Linked DNA regions of Mus musculus: region 2 is linked to region 1. A link is a loop called in an ENCODE intact Hi-C map of the cell type or tissue named here. Cell type or tissue: left cerebral cortex. All regions are shown on one strand.

Region 1 (2,500 bases):
GTCACCAATTTCTTTTTTCTTTTTTTTTTTTGTAACCTGGAATGTTCTAGAATTTTAGCAGATTTTCACCAATCCCGTCTCAGGATTTGGTTTTGGAGAAAGCCCAGGTGAAGTGAAAGTTTCTGGTTGTGTCATGTGATGCAGACTCACAGGGTTTGCTGAGGAGAGACCTGTGGGAGGACAGGTGATGGACATGTGATATTTGGAGAGAGTTTAAGAGAGACTCAATGGACAGTGACAGGAAGCTTGCGTGGCCTGGCGGTTTCTGCTGGATCTCGCAGGTTTGCTACCCTGACACTACTGAACTGGACTGCTGACAAGTGGAGATTGGACTCCCCCCGCCCCCAAACTACTTCTAAACAGGTCTGTGTCCCTTGTCCTGTTTACCATCTTTTCTCCCCGACCTTTGGATGGTGGGCTAGAAAGGGGGGGGGGAAGGGTTGAAGCATTTGAGAACCCTTATTAAAAGTAGGTTTTGAAAAAATCTAAGCCTACATCAGGGTGGGGCTGTACACCTTTAATCCTAAAACTTGGGAGGTGAGAGCAGGAAGATCATGCGTTAAAGGTTGTTCTGATTATATAGGAAGTTTGAGGTCAGCCTGGGTTGCTGAGACCCTGTCTCAAAAATAGGTAGATAAATAGATATCTGATAGGTAGGTGAGTAGGTAGATAGATAGGTAAGTGATAGGTAGGTAGGTTAATTAGGTGAGTCCTCCACCCTCCCCTTGAGCTCACAGGAAGGGTCCATAACTGTCTCTCACTCCATGGGAAGCCTGTACAACTCCACTTGTGTTGTGAAAGGGCAGTCTGAGGCCAGACTTGGTGCCATATGCATTTAATCCCAGTACTCAGGAGGCAGAGGCAAGGGGATCTCTGTGAGTTTGAGGCCAGCCTGGTGTGTATATAGCTAGTTCCAGGTCAGCCAGGAAAAATGGAAAGAAAGGAGGCAGAAGAGGAAGGAAGGAAAGAAGGAAGGAAGGAAGGAAGAAGGATGGAAGGAAGGAAGGAAGGGAGGGAGGGGGGGTGGAAGAAGGATGGAAGGAAGGAAGGAAGGAAAGAAGGAAGGAAGGAAGGGAGGGAGGAAGAAGGATGGAAGGAAGGAAGGAAGAAGGAATGAAGGAAGAAAGGAAGGAAGAAGGATGGAAGGAAGAAGGATGGAAGGAAGGAAGGAAGAGGATGGAAGGAAGGAAGAAGGATGGAAGGAAGGAAGGAAGAAGGAAGGAAGAAGGATGGAAGGAAGGAAGAAGGATGGAAGGAAGGAAGAAGGATGGAGGAAGGAAGAAGGATGGAAGGAAGGAAGAAGGATGGAAGGAAGGAAGGAAGAAGGAAGAAGGAAGGAAGGAAGGAAGGAAGGAAAAAGGATGGAAGGAAGGAAGGAAGAAAGGAAGGAAGGAAGGAAGGAAGGAAGGAAGGAAGGAAGGAAGGAAGGAAGGAAGGAAGGAAGGAAAGAACAAAGGTCTGTCTGCTCACATTTCTCAGAGACATACTTGGTGATGCAGAAGTAACGGGGCGCCAATGGGACGGCCTGGGCCTGGAAGCTGCTCCCTTCAGCCAGCAGGGGGCGCGCATTAGGCTCCTCTGTCTTGAGGAGAAGGAAACCACACTTACCAACCAGCCCACCTGTTCCAGTTTGCAGTTTCGCTGTGCTCTAGGTGGTTGGGTTTTCAGAAGCAGGGCTCGTGGACCGAGTCTCTGACCTGCGAATTGTTTGTCTCTTCTCACCGTCACAACACGCATCCCTCTGAATCCCAGCTCTGGCCACCCCCACCCCCCGCCCCCAGGCAGATGTGAGTGATCACTTTAATCCCAGTCCAGCTGGTAGCTGTGGCTGGCGGCTGTCAAGGGAGGATCCAGAGGGAAGGTCCTGCTCTGTCCTGGCCCAGGACTCACCTGTGACCTCTTTCTACAGAGTCAGCTCCTGCTGTCAGCTAAAGATTCAAGCAGAACAGAAGGGCAAAGCTTCTTCTGGTGGGACTTTCTTGTGACCAGAACATGTGACTCAAGCTGGCTAGTTTTGTTTTCTGGTGGGTAGTGGGGTGGGACTTGAGGGGCATTCTTTGGAGCCCTCACTACTGGGAGTGGCTCACTGCAGTGCCCTTCCAGGGAAGCACGTCCTCTGATTGGTCCTTGGATGCTGCTCAAAGATCTACACTGTAGAGCAGTGGTTCTTATCCTGAACCCCTCAAGGGGTTGTCAAGCAACCCTTTCTCATAGGTCACCCAAGACCGTTGGAAAACACAGATATTTACATTACGATTCATATAGTAACAAAGTTACAGTATGGAGCAGCTGAAAAAATAATGTAAAGGTTGGGAGGTCACCACAACATAAGGAACTGTATTAAAGGGTCACAGCATTAGGAAAGGTGAGAACCATTGAGTCTCACCTGAAGCAGAGCCCTTATTTACAAAGCTCCCTTGGAGAATCCATCCCTTCATCATCTTAGCTAGCTCCAGGAACACCTATAGACAGTCTGCAGCCCCCGTCCCCCCAGCGTCTC
Region 2 (2,500 bases), 240 kb after region 1:
GAACGTGACAGATGCTGTTGTGGGAACTCACAGAAGAGCTCAGAGGTGCAAGGGCTCTGGAATGTTCTGGAGGCTCCAGCCACACCCTACCTCACCCAACCCCAGTAAATATGTTTGGCCAGTCCCATTCATCCTTGAAGGGCCCTCAGCCCTGTCCTGTGGGCCACCAGAAGGCGTCTTTTCAAGCTGCTGTGTGCTGGCCACAAAGGCTCCTTTGTGGTGTTGGTGATAACACTCAAAGTTACCTGGAGGAGGTGCTGGGGAACTGGCCTCAGAATGGAGTCTATCTTGGTGGCAGGGAAAGCTCAGGTTTTTGCCCAGAACTTTATAGTTTGCAATGCATATCGTAGGTGGTAGGAGCTGTCAGGCTGCACCTTCATAGTAGCTATTGGAGAGAGCAAGAGACTTGTGTGTGTGTGTTCCCCTGCCCAGCCAAGAAGTGGCTCCTCCTGTGTGACGATCACAGAAAGATTGTGTTCAACAGGGGGACACTTGGGAAAGAAGGATGGGGACAGAGCCGAGAGGACTGTTACACATTAGAGAAACATCAGTGACTGTGCCAGCTTTGGGGTAGACTGCACAAAAGCCCTGAGGCAGCACAGGCAGGATCCAGTCTGCTGGTCCCAGGAAGCTAACCGTCTCAGACAGAGCACAAAGCACCGAGACATGTGCCACAAGGCTTGTGTAGAGAGGTCAGAGGACAGCGTACAGGTCCCAGAGATCAAACTCAACCTCACCAGGCTTGGCAGCAAGCCTTTACCAACCCACCCCCACCCCACCCACCCTGCACGCGCCCCTCTCCCCTCCCCATGGTCTCCCATGGCTATCTCACTTGGCCCTAAAATGTTTAAGGATGACACTGGCTGCTGAGTGGAAATGAGACAGCAGAAGTCAACAGTAGATTTTAGGAAAGCCAGAGAAAAAGGCTTGTGCTGTTTTTAGAAAGCCAAGGGACAAGCTAAGATAGGGCCCAAGTAATTTCAGGGAACAGGCAACAGCCAGTCTAGGCAGGGGTGTGTCCTCCACACTCAGGGCATTATGGAGTGTGAGGGGATCGCAAAAGGAAGAAGAAAGAAACACGCTTCTGAAGAGTTAACTTTGTTGTAGTGGAGTCTGGCCTCTGACTACTTGAGCCCTCCGAACATAACAACACAAATTTTATGCGCATGGCATAGGAAAGATCAGGATCCAGGGTGTACATCCAGGGAGAGCCAATTGAGTTATCTGCCCACCACCAGTCTCCGAGACCCTCATACGTGCAGGAAAGGACAAGACACACTGAGCATAAAACATGCAAGAGCGTGTCTGAGCTTTCACAGATGAGCTGTCAAAGGGCTGTTTAAAAAAAAAAAAAAAAAAAAAAAAAAAAAAAAAGCCTCGTGTGACTGGAGAGCTGATATGCTCTACTTTAAGTAAAAGAAGCCCCAAAGACCAGGAAAAGCCAAGAGCCCTCAGCACCTGCCTGTGGCTGGCGTTTTCCCCCGGCGACTGCTGCCCCCTGCTGACCAAATCAGCATACGGCAGCCTGCCCAGCAGGCAGGACGCACAGCTATGGGCTCTCTCACTTTGCATTCAGAACACAGGGGAGGTGAGTCAGTCCCACAGCTACTGCTCTTTGTTGAGATGTCCACTGCCAAGCACTGCATCAGCAGAGACACAATCAAGTGGGCCCGCACGGGTGCCAGGCACATAGACCTCAAAGGTCATTGCCACAGGAAGCGTCGCACCAGATGTGGTGTTTTGCCTTAAAGCCAATTGTAAAGCAGAGCATGGCTGCAGCCTCAGGCAGCCCCCTGGGGACCCATCACATCCCAGGCTGTGCATCAGAGCCGGTGTTTATGAGTTCTTCTGCTACACATCTATGTTCTGTCATGGGAACAGGGAGGCCAACAACTGAGCTACTAGGAACCAAGGGACATGGGGGTGGGGGTGGGGAACAGAGAGAGAGAGAGAGAGAGAGAGAGAGAGAGAGAGAGAGAGAGAGATTCAGACCTAAGCAGTGTGGTCCAAAGACCTCAAGATTTCCATTTCAAATCAGTAGCCTTTTCTAAGTGAGCAGTTTCCATCCATGAAAGAGTTTGACCCCAAGGGGACATTTGGCAATGACTGGAGACATTTCATTGTTGTCTACAGAGGTGTGATGATTTGGGTAGCTAGTGGGTCAGAGATACAAGCTCATAGTGGCTCCCCTTCCCCCTGCCCATATTAAAGTATCAGCTGTGCCCAGAAGAAACCTGGCTCAGCCTGGCACAGGGTCTCCTTGTGGGGCTGTGTGAAGCTGATGCCAAGCTCTGCTTTACCGGTCCCCATTCACAAGAGCTGCAAAGTCCCTGCCTTCTCTGCTCAGCACTGGCTCGGACCTGCATGCACCAGTGACTGAGTCTTAGTACCCAGAACTCATTCTTCCTGAGGCCCAGTCTAAACTATACGAGGCACGCCTCCCCTAACCGTCTCTTTTGTACCCAACCATTTTGCTACTACTACCCTGTGTGGGTAAATG

The links. A loop is a pair of places that touch in the nucleus more often than their neighbours do. Peaks named below come from ENCODE experiments on the same cell type or tissue, not always from the same donor. Only the 100,000 strongest peaks of a DNase experiment are listed, where the experiment ranks them.
Region 2: a loop joins it to region 1, with 4 times the contacts of the local background. A loop is called at or near these places in 10 of 42 quality-filtered maps.

What each region holds. Positions count from the first base shown.
Region 1 is chr15:78,421,835-78,424,334 of GRCm38, reverse strand. It overlaps Gm36644 (a long non-coding RNA gene), which reads left to right. Exons shown (of 2, transcript XR_001781711.2): 1 at 1-363. It overlaps Gm41355 (a long non-coding RNA gene), which reads right to left and starts at 2,067. Exons shown (of 3, transcript XR_875463.3): 1 at 1,891-2,067; 2 at 1,609-1,697. In left cerebral cortex, a CTCF peak has its summit at 1,560 (motif pointing right); a DNase peak (open chromatin) is centred at 1,562.
Region 2 is chr15:78,177,588-78,180,087 of GRCm38, reverse strand. No RefSeq gene overlaps it. Among named protein-coding and RNA genes, the nearest start is that of Ift27, 4.8 kb to the right of the region's middle. In left cerebral cortex, a CTCF peak has its summit at 1,519 (motif pointing left); a DNase peak (open chromatin) is centred at 1,512.